Linked DNA regions of Homo sapiens: all the other regions are linked to region 2. The links are chromatin contacts, found by Hi-C or POLR2A ChIA-PET in ENCODE. All regions are on one chromosome and are shown on one strand. Each heading gives the region's core, a stretch centred on a gene start or an enhancer-like site at or near the end of the contact. The rest is flanking DNA. Distances are from core to core; before and after follow the strand shown.

What was found. A loop is a pair of places that touch in the nucleus more often than their neighbours do. ChIA-PET counts read pairs that join two places held with the same protein, here RNA polymerase II (POLR2A). Pooled maps may share reads with other maps.
Region 1: a pooled map shows a loop between it and region 2 (5-fold over the local background). The contact joins the promoter of C6orf136 here to the promoter of GTF2H4 in region 2. A Hi-C loop is called at or near these places in 8 of 50 pooled maps. POLR2A ChIA-PET finds 5 or more read pairs at or near these places in 4 of 52 experiments (Caco-2, HEK293, PC-9 and 1 more).
Region 3: a loop to region 2 is called in a map of OCI-LY7, with 7 times the contacts of the local background. The contact joins the promoter of PRR3 here to the promoter of GTF2H4 in region 2. A Hi-C loop is called at or near these places in 5 of 168 maps with a recorded cell type or tissue (CD4-positive, alpha-beta memory T cell, CD8-positive, alpha-beta T cell, OCI-LY7 and 2 more), 7 of 37 single-sample maps with no recorded cell type and 18 of 50 pooled maps. POLR2A ChIA-PET finds 5 or more read pairs at or near these places in 5 of 52 experiments (CD8-positive, alpha-beta memory T cell, GM12878, HepG2 and 2 more).
Region 4: a loop to region 2 is called in a pooled map, with 4 times the contacts of the local background. The contact joins the promoter of LINC02569 here to the promoter of GTF2H4 in region 2. A Hi-C loop is called at or near these places in 5 of 50 pooled maps. POLR2A ChIA-PET finds 5 or more read pairs at or near these places in 7 of 52 experiments (B cell, MCF 10A, SK-N-SH and 3 more).

What each region holds. Positions count from the first base shown.
Region 1 is chr6:30,645,748-30,648,808 of GRCh38, reverse strand. It overlaps C6orf136 (chromosome 6 open reading frame 136), which reads right to left and starts at 1,676. Exons shown (of 6, transcript NM_001161376.2): 1 at 963-1,676. The coding sequence starts at 1,577. ATAT1 (alpha tubulin acetyltransferase 1) reads right to left here. Exons shown (of 13, transcript NM_001413067.1): 11 at 2,835-2,914; 12 at 2,700-2,742; 13 at 1,988-2,340. The coding sequence ends at 2,166.
Region 2 is chr6:30,906,684-30,909,456 of GRCh38, reverse strand. GTF2H4 (general transcription factor IIH subunit 4) reads right to left here and starts at 1,250. Exons shown (of 14, transcript NM_001517.5): 1 at 1,054-1,250; 2 at 284-423; 3 at 1-22. The coding sequence starts at 420.
Region 3 is chr6:30,555,811-30,558,803 of GRCh38, reverse strand. PRR3 (proline rich 3) reads right to left here and starts at 1,509. Exons shown (of 4, transcript NM_025263.4): 1 at 1,354-1,509; 2 at 592-654. The coding sequence starts at 1,459. GNL1 (G protein nucleolar 1 (putative)) reads left to right here and starts at 2,315. Exons shown (of 12, transcript NM_005275.5): 1 at 2,315-2,673. The coding sequence starts at 2,601. RefSeq lists enhancers at 1,342-1,906, 1,907-2,471, 2,472-2,993.
Region 4 is chr6:30,514,770-30,517,515 of GRCh38, reverse strand. LINC02569 (long intergenic non-protein coding RNA 2569) reads right to left here and starts at 1,250. Exons shown (of 2, transcript NR_149088.1): 1 at 905-1,250. RefSeq lists an enhancer at 2,669-2,746.

The DNA.
Region 1 (3,061 bases), core at 427-2,926, 260 kb after region 2:
TCTCGAACTCCTGACCTCAGGTAATCCGCCCACCTCGGCCTCCCAAAGTGCTGGGATTACAGGCGTGAGCCACCGTGCCCGGCCCAGTGTTGGAATCTTAAAGAAATGTGGCCGGGCGCGGTGGCTCACGCCTGTAATCCCAGCACTTTGGGAAGCCGAGGCGGGCGGATCACGAGGTCTAGGAGTTCGAGACCAGCCTGGCCAATATGGTGACACCCCATCTCTACTAAAGATACAAAACAATTAGCCGGGTGTGGTGGCGGGAGCCTGTAGTCCCAGCTACTCGGGAGGCTGAGGAAGGAGAATTGCTTGAACCCAGGAGACGGAGATTGCAGTGAGCCGAGATGGTGCCAATGCACTTCAGCCTGGGTGACGGAGCAAGACTCCATTTCAAAAAAAAAAAAAAAAAGATTCCAACACTGGGGGCAGTTTCACCTCTCTTATCGCAAGAATCATGTAATACATACTTGATGAGTTAACGAATAACAGGTTTTATTGTACTGTGGATTAAATGCTGTGGCCTGTACATCTCCATGATTAAGTGTGCGAGGCAAATGTACAGAGAAAAAAGAATATCCAGCTGAAGCTAGGAATCTGAATTCTATCATGTAACTTTAGGCATTCTCATTCCCTATGCCTCCGCTTCCTACAAATGTCCTATAAATGAGAACAATAAAGCCTCACTGGGTTATGAGGCCTATATGAAATAATGAATGTAAACAAAACGTAGCGACCTAGAAAGCAGTACATAAATGGAAGCTATTATCATTTCGGGCCCCTCTAATGACAGACACAACCTCAGGAGACAGTTAAAGGCTGGCCTTCACTCTCCTGGGTTTACCGACGTTGAAACTGCAAGGGGAGGTCACCCAAAGTTAGGCCTCACCCGAGTCCCTCCGCTCCCAAGGAACCCCCCAGGGGATCGTCTCACTGCAGGGAAGGCGGGCGGACCGCTCGGGTACCTCGGTCCCCGATGGTGTCCTAGAGGCGCCGTCTCTGCTGGGGGCGTGGCCATCTTGCCAGCCCGGGCGCAGGGGCCCGAACCGGGTGCACACTGGCCGGCCTTCCTGCCAGGACCGCTCTCCGAGTGCAAGACGGGCGGGCTGCTGAGGGCGCCCCGCGGGTCTGGTCTGGGCCGGGGAACTCCGGGACGGCGCCGCAGCAGGGCTACGAATCTCTCGGCCCCTGCCCTTCAAATCACCTCTAGGCACAGGTAACCGCGGAGAGTCGGGCGCAACGCAGACGCGCCCCGCTGCCTGGCCTTGACCCCGCCTGACCGCCCTCAAACCTGGGAGGACCGACGTCCTTGCGCGACAGGCCCGGCAGCGCCTCCCTCCCGCTCCCGCGACCCCTAGCCTGTCCACGCGCTGCAGGGCACAGGTGGGAAGGGGCGGCGGGTGTCTCTGCGCCTGCGCGGAACCCAGCGCGCGCTCCGCCCCACGCACCGGCTTTGAGGAGGGTCTCTCCCCGCCCCCTCTCCTCCCTCCCTCTTCTCCTCCGCTCACCTGGGGTCGAGCCTGGTAGGCGCGCAGGCAAGGGCCGAGACGCCGGGCCGCACCCCGGCTGGGCTGGTACATGATCTTCCGGGAGTGGAGAAGGAGCCTCCTGAGTCCGACCTCCGGCCTCCTCACAGGGGTGAGCGCGCCCCAGAGCCGGCTTCGTGAAGGGGAAAGGAGGCCGGGGCGGGGGGGTAGGGGGGGAAGGGGCTGAGGGAGGGAAACGGAGATGTCCCGCGCTTGCGCACTGCAGGCTCGAGGGAAGCGGCTGAAGCGCTCTGTCGGCTGTAAGCGCGCCTGCGCCCGCGGGCTCGGAGACTGCCTGAGTGCGCTTGCGCAAGTTACAGCCTCCCCCGCCCCCCCAAGCGCTGTATTCACAGCTGAGGCCTTTGAGCAAAAAGCTGAGCAAAAACAGGGCTGAAGGCTGAATGGGTGCAACGACAGTGAGGGGTGAGGCGGCTGAAATAATGAGTCAAATTTTTCAACAGCTCTTGTGATAAAAATAAATACTTTTATTGGTCTGGTTAAAAGATACAAATGACTTGAATCTGATAAGCCTGCTGAATGAATGAATGAATGAATGTATCCATCTATTATGAGGGTTGGGCTTTGGCTCTTTCCTGTAGTGAGGGAGAAATAATACTTTGAAGATGTTTGACGGGGCTGCGGTCACCAAGGCCTGGTGCTGCGACGTTCCTGCAGGTTTCGAATGAACCTGGCGTTGAGTATGTCCCCACCCACTGTCCAGGACTGGGCTGGCGGGGCCGGGGCCTGTGGAGGAGCTGTGTGCATGGGCTTCTCCCCAGACCCATCCTGTGACAAGGCCTGCTCCTCACTGGCAGACCTGGTAGGTGGGGAGATGGAGAGTGGGTTATAGGAATACTAAAGAGGAAATTAAGATTACAGACTCTTCAAGGTCTCGGGCCAGGTTTTAATGTAGGACACATGATGGGTATGAAGCTGGAACCATTAGTGCTATGTCCAAATTTAAAACCTCTCAGAGAATCCGTATTCCAAAGGGAAGTACCAGAGTTGAACCTGTGGGGGAAAGGGGCTTGCAGGATGTAAGGTAGAAGGAATTGTGGGAGGAGCTGGTGTCCAGTTCATACAATAAGATTTAAGAGTAGGAAGTGACTGAGAATGATGTTAGGAAGGGAGTCAGATGGTGGTGGGAGGCTGTTAGGGGAGGGGTTTAGACCTCACCTATTCTTTGTTTCCTGTTCTCCCTGCTTGGAGTCTTGGTTGCCTGTGGAAATATCAGGCATGTGAATGGGAAGGCAGGAGTAGACAGTGAATGTGGCCTACTTGATTTGAGGGTAGGGAGGAGTGAATACTTACCTGTATTGGGGGATGAGGAATTCACCCCCCCATGGCGGCTGTAGCAGCAGCTTTGGGCTACCAGACCTGGGGGAGTCCCCCTGTAGAAGAAATGGGAGATGATGGGGAGGAGGCTACTGGATGAAAGATGGGTGGGTATGGAGGAATCAGAGGAGAGGAGTAAAAGGAATAGCACAGGAACAAAGAGAAGGGGGTAATTATCATTCCTAACAGGTTTTAATCAAAGC
Region 2 (2,773 bases), core at 1-2,500:
CTTAGCCAAGGATGGGAGCTCCCTGTACAGGAACAGAGGTCAAAGGTTAGTATCAGAAGCTGCATTGTATCTGCATCTCTGCCCTCAATTACCTCTCAAACATCTCATCTCACTCCAGCACAACTTTACCAGTCCTGCTGTTTTGGCCTCCACACTTTAGAGCAATTTCCAACCCTTGCCCCCAGTCCCCACCCCGACTCCAGGCTGCTACACTTTTACCTATGATATTTTATTCCACTCCGCAGACCCCATTACATTTCCCTGCCATGAAGGGGCTTCTCACCTGAAGACAGCCAGACATGTGGCAGGGTGCCCATACAATCGGTCCAATACCCCAGGGCTCAGGCCCCCTAAGAATTCCTGCAGATTCCTGCATTGTAGGTGTACTCGGTTCAGTCCCCTTGAAGGGGTGCTCTCCATCACCTGAGGAATGCAAACGTCAGAAGTGCAACCTCACCATCCATGCCAGTGTCACCCCTGACCTTTCTAACTGATTCCAGATCCATCAGTCCCCACAATAACCCCACCTTTTCTGTGGTCTCCTTTCCCATGTCACTCATCTCCTCTGGTTTCTCCCAAACCTGACCAATCTCCCTCCCTTTCTTGCCTCCTCACCCTATTTCTGCCCTTCAACTCCAGTCTTCCCTCAATTACCAAGTGACAGAATTGTTAACTGTCCAGTGTTTGCAAGATCATTTTGTATTTCAATGACTTGTCTCATCTTTGGCTAAACAGGGACAAAGAAAATTGAGCCCACACCTCTCTCTTCCATCCCATCCTGGTCAGACCAGTCTACAAGCTCCAAATCTGCCCGTCCTTCCTATCTTCTATCTCTTAGCCCACTTCTGCTAAGTACGGCGGTAACCTCTCCCCTCCATGCTTCCCAAATCTAAAGCCACCTCTTTTCCCTTCCCAAGTCTACTTCACGTCATTCACCCTGACCCACGCCTTCCGATCTCCTAGCTTCTCCCTGCCTTCCTCTCACTCTTCGCCTCCCACTCACCTCTCTCTCTCTCATACCTCTGCCACTCCCGCCCTCCTAGGTCCCCTCACCACTCTGTCGATCCTCCTCGCGCACCCCGAGTCTCGGGCCGTCGCTTAATCGGAGCCAAAGTCTCGCATTGGCTCCTGGAGATTGAGGGAAAGATGGTGAAAAAATGCGAGGAAAAGATGGGGAAAGCAAAGAAAGATTTCACAGGCAAGAGCCCAGAATGGAGAATTCAGAAGAGAAGGGAGGTAAGGGGAGGAGTGGAAAAGTGAAGAGGATGAGAATAGACGCTGCACTCTCCGGGCGCGGGGGATGCTGGGAATTGGAGTCTTGCCTTTGCTCTCCTTAGAGCCGGCTGAAGCGCGTCTGACTACAAATCCCGAAAGGCACCGTGGGGAAGCCGAAAGGAGAGGAGCTGGCTTTTAATTGAGCGAGGGGAGACACCAGAAGCTGGACCAGTTGGTTCCGCGAAGGCAGAACCAACTCCGCCCACGCTGCTAACGGCGCGTGTAACCGGCTGGAGCGGGAGGCGGGTCCGGGAAAGTAGAAGTGCCTGGAGGGCTTCCTTGCGGAGGCGCGCTCTGGCGACTTGGTGGTGAGCCGAGTGAGCACAATTACTCCCCATAAAATTGGGATAATACACACTCCAGGCCGGGCGCGGTGACTCACGCCTGTAATCCTAGCACTTTGGGAGGCCGAGGCGGCGAATCACCCGAGGTCAGGAGTTCGAGACCATCCTGGCCAACATGGTGAAACCCCCGTCTTTACTAAAAATACAAAAATTAGCCGGGCGTGGTGGTGGGCACCTGTAATCCCAGCTACTCTGGAGGCTGAGGCAGGTGAATCGCTTGAACCCTGGAGGCGGAGTTGCAGTGAGCCAGGACCATGCCATTACACGCCAGCCTGGGCGACAAGAGTGAAACTCCGTCTCAAAAAAAAAGAAAAGGAAAGAAAAGAAAGAAAGCGTACACACTCTGGGCGGTTTCCACGAGTTAACGATTAACACGATCCAGTGCACCTTACTTGACCCTAAGTACTCAGTAAATCTTAATTTCTGCCTCCACCACTCCTCAAACCGTTTACTTAGAAGACCCAGATAAATACAGTTTTTAAGACACCAACTATTTGCTCTGATTTGATTTATGAACCTACTACAAAAGTGGAGGTCTTCACCCAAACCCAGAACTACACGTTTCCCCAAATTCCTATATGCAAATTTTGTTATTCCCACCTTATAGACTGGAAGACTGGAGCCCGGCAAGATTAAGAAATTTGCCTGCAGCCTGGCGAGGTGGCTCAGAGCTGTGACCCCCAGCTACTTGGGAGGCTGAGGCAGGAGGATCGCTTGAGACTAGGAGTTTGAGGCTACAGTGAGCTATGATCGCACCAGCCTGGGTGACAGAGGGAGACCCCCATTTCTCTCTCTCTTTTTTTTTTTTTTTTGAAACGGAGTCTCTCACTCTGTCACCCAGGCTGGAGTGCAGTTGCATGATCTCAGCTCACGGCAACCTCAGCCTCCCGGGTTCAAGCGATTCTCTTACCTCAGCCTCCCAAGTAGCTGGGACTACAGGTGTGTGCCACCACGCCCGGCTAATTCTGGTATTTTTAGTAGAGATAGGGTTTCAACATGTTGGCCAGGCTAGTCTCAAACTCCTGACCTCAGGTGACCCACCTGCCTCAGCTTCCCAAAGTGTTGGGATTACAGGCATGAGCCACTGAGCCCAACCTGAGATGCCCATCTCTAAAAAAAAAAAAATTAAAAAAAAAATCCCTACAATCAGACAG
Region 3 (2,993 bases), core at 260-2,759, 350 kb after region 2:
AATGAAGTGTCCACACATGTATGGGCCTGTTATTGGACTCTTCGGGACATAAGTCCTATTGACTTATGTCTATCATTGTTTCCAAACTGCATCGTTGTAACTATTGTAGCTTTATAGTAAGTCTTTTTTTCTTCTTGTATTTAGAGACAGGATCTCACTATGTTGCCCAGAGTGGCCTCAAAAACTCCTGGGCTCAAAGGATCCTCGCACCTCAGCCTCCTGAGTAACTGGGACTACAGGCGTGTGCCACCATGCCCAGCTTACAAATCTTGATATTCATAGTAAGCCCTCCCACTTCAAGATTGTCTTGATAGTCGCCTTGATATTTTGCATTTCCCTATAATAATGTGTATTTCCACAAAAACATTATGGGTGTTCTGACTTGGAATGCATGAAATCTGTTTATCAATTTGGGAAGAAGTGACATTTTTACAACATTGAGTTTTTAAATCAGCAAATATACAACTTCTCTCCATTCATTTAGGGATGGAATCCCTGATCTTTTATTTTTAAGTCCTTCCTGGGTTTTATCCCCTCCCTTGCTGTCTTCTCTACGACCTAATACAAGGATCAGGGCCCCTTCCTCCTCACCTGACTTAGGGTCGCCAGGTTTTCCATTGGCCATGGGGGGAGGGCCCAGAAGGCTGGGTGGTCCTAAGAGCAGACATGAAAATATGGTCATCAGAATGGATTAAAGGACTGATGATTCTGTTCTTAGGTGTTTTTCTTGTATTACTTATTTCTTAATTCAACCAGTAAAGTCAGGTATATTTTCAGCAGTCTTGGGAGTTCTCACCCCATCTATCTGCCCTTTTTTCTGCAAAGCTGTTTCAGGGTTTGCAAAAAGTAGATATTCAATCAAAGGGGATAATGCAGGAAAAGATACTGACAACTTTTTTTCTTCACCGTACCGTCGCTATCCAAAACAACCTAAGTGTCTCCAGACATGAACCAATCCCTCACCTTAACTGCTGGCCAGAGGACTAGTTTAGAGAAAGCTGCACCTGTACCTTTTCAGTCAAAGTCTGGATACAAACTGTCATCCCAGTCATCGCAATCTGCAACATCTCTACTACCCCTTTCCCCTACTGTTCTGCGGCTGCGCAAAAGAGCTCTTTATTCTCTCCACCCCCGCCTTCTCCAGAAAGGTCTGGGGCCGTATTGAGGTTGATGGTTCCAGTAAGAGAACTCCTGGTTCAAGGCTCCATTTGGGAGAGCCCCACTTCCATCCCTCCCCAGCGCGTGCGCCCTTCCTCCTTCCGTTACAGCCCCCTCCTTCGCACCTTATTAGCCCCTAGCCCCTTGCCCGGACGGGCTTGACAGGCATGTGCACATCCCTCCCAGACCCCTCACCGATGGGACTCCCATCCTCCTCATCTCCAGTCTCTTCCCGCTCGGGCAGCGGGGGCTGCTGCTGTGTCGGTGGCTGGTGATGATTCTGCTTCTTTCGTTTCGGCATCGTGTCTGCGGCAATGGCTGCAGCGGGATTTGGAGGGTAGTGAGGAAGGGGCACGCGGGGATTCTGTTTCCGCTTCCGGGGGGTCGGTGGGCAGCAATGCTGAGGCTCCCGCCATTCCACTTCCGGAAGGTTGCGGAGAACATCTGCGGCGGCCGCATTCCGGAGCCAACTGCCTCCCTCCGTCTCTGCCAGGCATGGCGGCAACCTCACACCTTCCCTTTGCTGCGTTTCTATAAATGCTTTGAAAAAATTACTCTTTTCTTCCCTCGCTGGAAAACACCACAACCAGCTCCTCAGAGTGTGTCACAGAGTCAACAGGCTCTCGGGCCAGAGGGCCTGAGAAGAGGACTGTCGCACCGTAAGATCGCCACATCCGGTCCTCGGTTACTATGGTAACAGCTGCAGGCACAACTTCGTGCCCTTTGACCTCCCCCCAAAAGTCCTTGTCCCGCTTGGGTTTCCCTTCTCGCCCGCTTTTGCACTTATGATCTGTAAACCTGCTCCTTATCATCGTTCCCACAAGGAATTTGGGTCCCAACAGGTCGGCACCCAGGACTCTCAGACCGCCGCCCTCCCCTAAAGACCTCTGACCGTGCCCCCGGTGTAGTCCAGCAACCTGGACGCAGTCTCGGCTTTCCACTAAGGTCAAGCCCGGGGCTTTGTAGTATAGCCTCAGCGTGTCCACGCCCCCTCTCCCCTAGGTAGTAGGCCCCGCCCTCCGCTCCGCCGCCCCCTCCAGGTGAGTGGTAGGTTCTCCCGGGAGCGCAAGGTAGTGATGACACGCGCCCCCCCTCCTCCGAACGCGAGTTGGTAGCGTCCGTGACGGAGTTAGCCTGGTCCTCCCACGCGCGCCTCCTTCCTCGCCGCCGGGGCGCCCTCTCGGTGCCACTGGCTCTCACGTGCCAGTAGCCCACCCCGCATCATCCTCTCGCCTCGCTCCTGGAGGGAAGTGACTATATCTCCCCCGTCCGCCTTCCATCGCCGCCGCGGCGGTAATTCTGTCGGGCCCGCCCGCTGACGTCACCTGCTAGCCCCGCCTCCTCTAGGGTCCCGGGCCCCTGCGGCGGGGGCTGCCCCGGGGGGCAGTCAGTTGAGGCGGCGGGAGCTCGGCGGAGGGCGGGCCAGGTGACTGGTCCGGGCCATGCCGAGGAAGAAGCCATTCAGCGTGAAGCAGAAGAAGAAGCAGTTGCAGGACAAACGGGAGCGGAAGAGAGGTCAGTGCGGGAGCGGGAGGAGGGGGCGGGGCTCGGGCTTCCGCACATCTGGAAGGAGGGGTGTGCCCGCTGCACCTCTGGGGATCGTGGGAGGGGGTCGTGGGACCGCGTCAACCCTCGCGGCCTATCGCGGAGGGGATCCCCCACCCCCCCTACATCTGGAAGGGGTGGGGAAGGATGGAGAGTTGGGGGAGGGGAATCCCTCCAGCTAGCACGGGGCGCCGTCCCCACTGCTCCCTGAAGGAGTGACTCCCCCCACGCACATCCGGGAGGGTCCCAAATAGGGTGTCTGGGAGGACTGAACATCGGAAGAAGTTGAG
Region 4 (2,746 bases), core at 1-2,500, 390 kb after region 2:
GAGGCAGAGGTTGCAGTGAACCCAGATCGCGCCACTGCACTCTAGCCTGGGCAACAAGAGTGCAACTTCGTCTCAAAAAAATAAATAAAGAAAAATAAAATGAAACCTCCAATTAAAAGGAGAAATTCAACCAGGTGCAGTGGCTCACGCCTGTATCCCAACACTTTGGGAGGCCAAGGTGGGTGGATCGCTTGAGGTCAGGAGTTCGAGACCAGCCTGACCAACATGGTGAAACCCCATCTCTACTAAAAATACAAAAAATTAGCTGGATGTGGTGGTGCACACCTGTAGTCCCAGCTACTCGGGAGGCTGAGGCAGGAGAATTGTTTAAACTTGGGGCGTGGAGGTAGCAGTGAGCCGAGATCACGCCATTGCATTCCAGCTTGGGTGACAGAGCGAGACTCAGTCACAAATAAATAAATAAATAAATAGGCCAGGTGCGGTGGCTCACGCCTGTAATTCCAGCACTTTGGGAGGCCGAGGTGGGCGGATCACCTGAGGTCAGGAGTTCGAGACCAGCCTGCCCAACATGGTGAAACCCCATGTCTACTAAAAATACACACACAGACACAAAATAGCCAAAATTAGCCAAAAAATTATAAATAAATAAAATAAAAAGATAAGTTGCACACTCAGGAGGCTGAGGCAGGAGACTCGCTTGAACCCAGGAGGTGGAGGCTGCAGTGAGCCGAGACCACGCCATTTCACTCCAGTCTGGGCGACAAAGCAAGACTCTGTCTCAAAAAAAAAAAAAAGACAAATTCAGCAGAAGCATTGCTTGAGTAACACGGAAACTCAGAACCAGGAAACTGAAGGCGGTTACTCCACATACATCTGGGGCAATAAGTGAGCTGTTCCAGCGCGGCTTACGCTGTGGGCGGAGGCGGGCAGGAAATTCACTTACAAGTCTGTGCCAGGAAACAGGAAGAAGGTGCCTCCTGTGATACAAGATACAGACGTAGTCTCCTATCCAGGAAACAGGGACAGAGCCGCAGACCAGATAAAGATACGACCAACATTTTTCATTAAATATTCTCAACGGATTATTTACATTTTTTCTAGAAAAGTAAAATTTAAACCTGAATACATTTGATAACTATGGAATGTGAGCATTCACGTATGCTTGTGACCTGGTTCCTCTACGCTTCAGGGGTCGCCCTGGTCCCAAAGCGCTTCCTGCCGCTCCCACTTCCTCTGTTTTCACCGGAGGGGCAGCCACAGTTCTCGGCTGAGAGAAACTCGGTCGTTCTGTTTACCTCGTGAATGATTGGCTACAGATCCCAGAGAGGAAATAGGGACCCACCCCTCAGTTGTTATGCAATCTGGGGCGGAGTCCGGGGTCCATAGCCTTTCTGAGGGTAACCTGAGCGGGAGAAGTTGTTGCGCCTGATCTCAAACAGCCTTTCGCACGGAAAAGGATTCCTAAAAGTGGGGTTACTCCTCCACAGCAATAGCGTCCTTAAAATAGGGGCTCCCGGCTGGGCGCGGTGGCTCACCCCTGTAATCCCAGCACTTGAGAGGCCAAGACAGGCGGATCACCTGAGGTTGGGAGTTCGAGACCAGCCTGAACAACATGGAGAAACCCCCTCTCTACTAAAAATACAAAATTAGCCGGGTGTGGTGGCGCATGCCTGTAATACAAGCTACTCGGGAGGCTGAGGCAGGAGAATCGCTTGAACCTGGGAGGCGGAAGTTGCGGTGAGCCGAGATGGCGCCATTGCACTATAGCCTGGGCAGCGGCAAGAGCGAAACTCCGTCTCAAAAAAAAAAAAAAAAAAAAAACTATATATCTATCTATCATCTATCTATCTATCTATCTATCTATCTATCTATCTATCTATCTAGGCTGCCGGTGAGGACGTGAGGCACGTGCCACTGAGCCACTGAGAATTTACCCCCCTGGGCAAGTCTGTGAGGCCAGGGCCCCTAGGGAAAAAAGCCTTTCCCAGATTTTAGGGCTCATATGCCTGCAGTGGGTTGGTAGGGATCGGGGAAGATGATGAGGTTGGGATAAGGAAGTGGTACCAATAGAAAGACTAAGCAAACCAAACCAAATCAAACTTTCCCCTTTCCATCCCTGTCCTCCTCTTTGCAATCCCATTTGGGTGGCTGAAGGCAGACCCTGACCAGAGCCATCCTTGCCGGCTTCTTTTGTCTTGCTCTGTGGGGAAACGAGTGAAGAAAAAAGCAGAAGGAAAGGCAAGTGAAATGGAGCCCTCTGTGAAGAACTACGACTAGGGTCACACAGAGCAAAATTCCTAGCCTTCCTTTGAGGAGTAGCCGTATTTCCATTTAAAAAGGACCCACTTTATGCAAGATTCAGGGCTGGGAATTGGTCCTTCCTGCCTCAAGAATTTCAAAGACTTCTAGAGGAGAGTGTCCAAAGACAGACAAGAAAGTGGCCAGTGCCCTGAAGAAAGTCAGGGGGTCCAGGGGAGTGTGAACCCTGAATATCTGAGACAGGTCTCAGTTAATTTAGAAAGTTTATGTTGTCAGGGTTGAGGATGTGTGTCGGTGACACAGCCTTAGGAAGTCCTGATGACATGTGCCCAAGTTGGTCAGGGCACAGCTTGGTTTTATACATTTTAGGGAGACATGAGACATCAATCAACATATGTAAGATTAACATTGGTTCGGTCTGGAAAGGCGGGACAACTTGAAGCAATGGTGGGACAACTCCAAGTGGCGAGGGGGCTTCCAGGTCATAGGTAGATAAGAGACAAATGGTTACTTTCTTTTGAGTTTC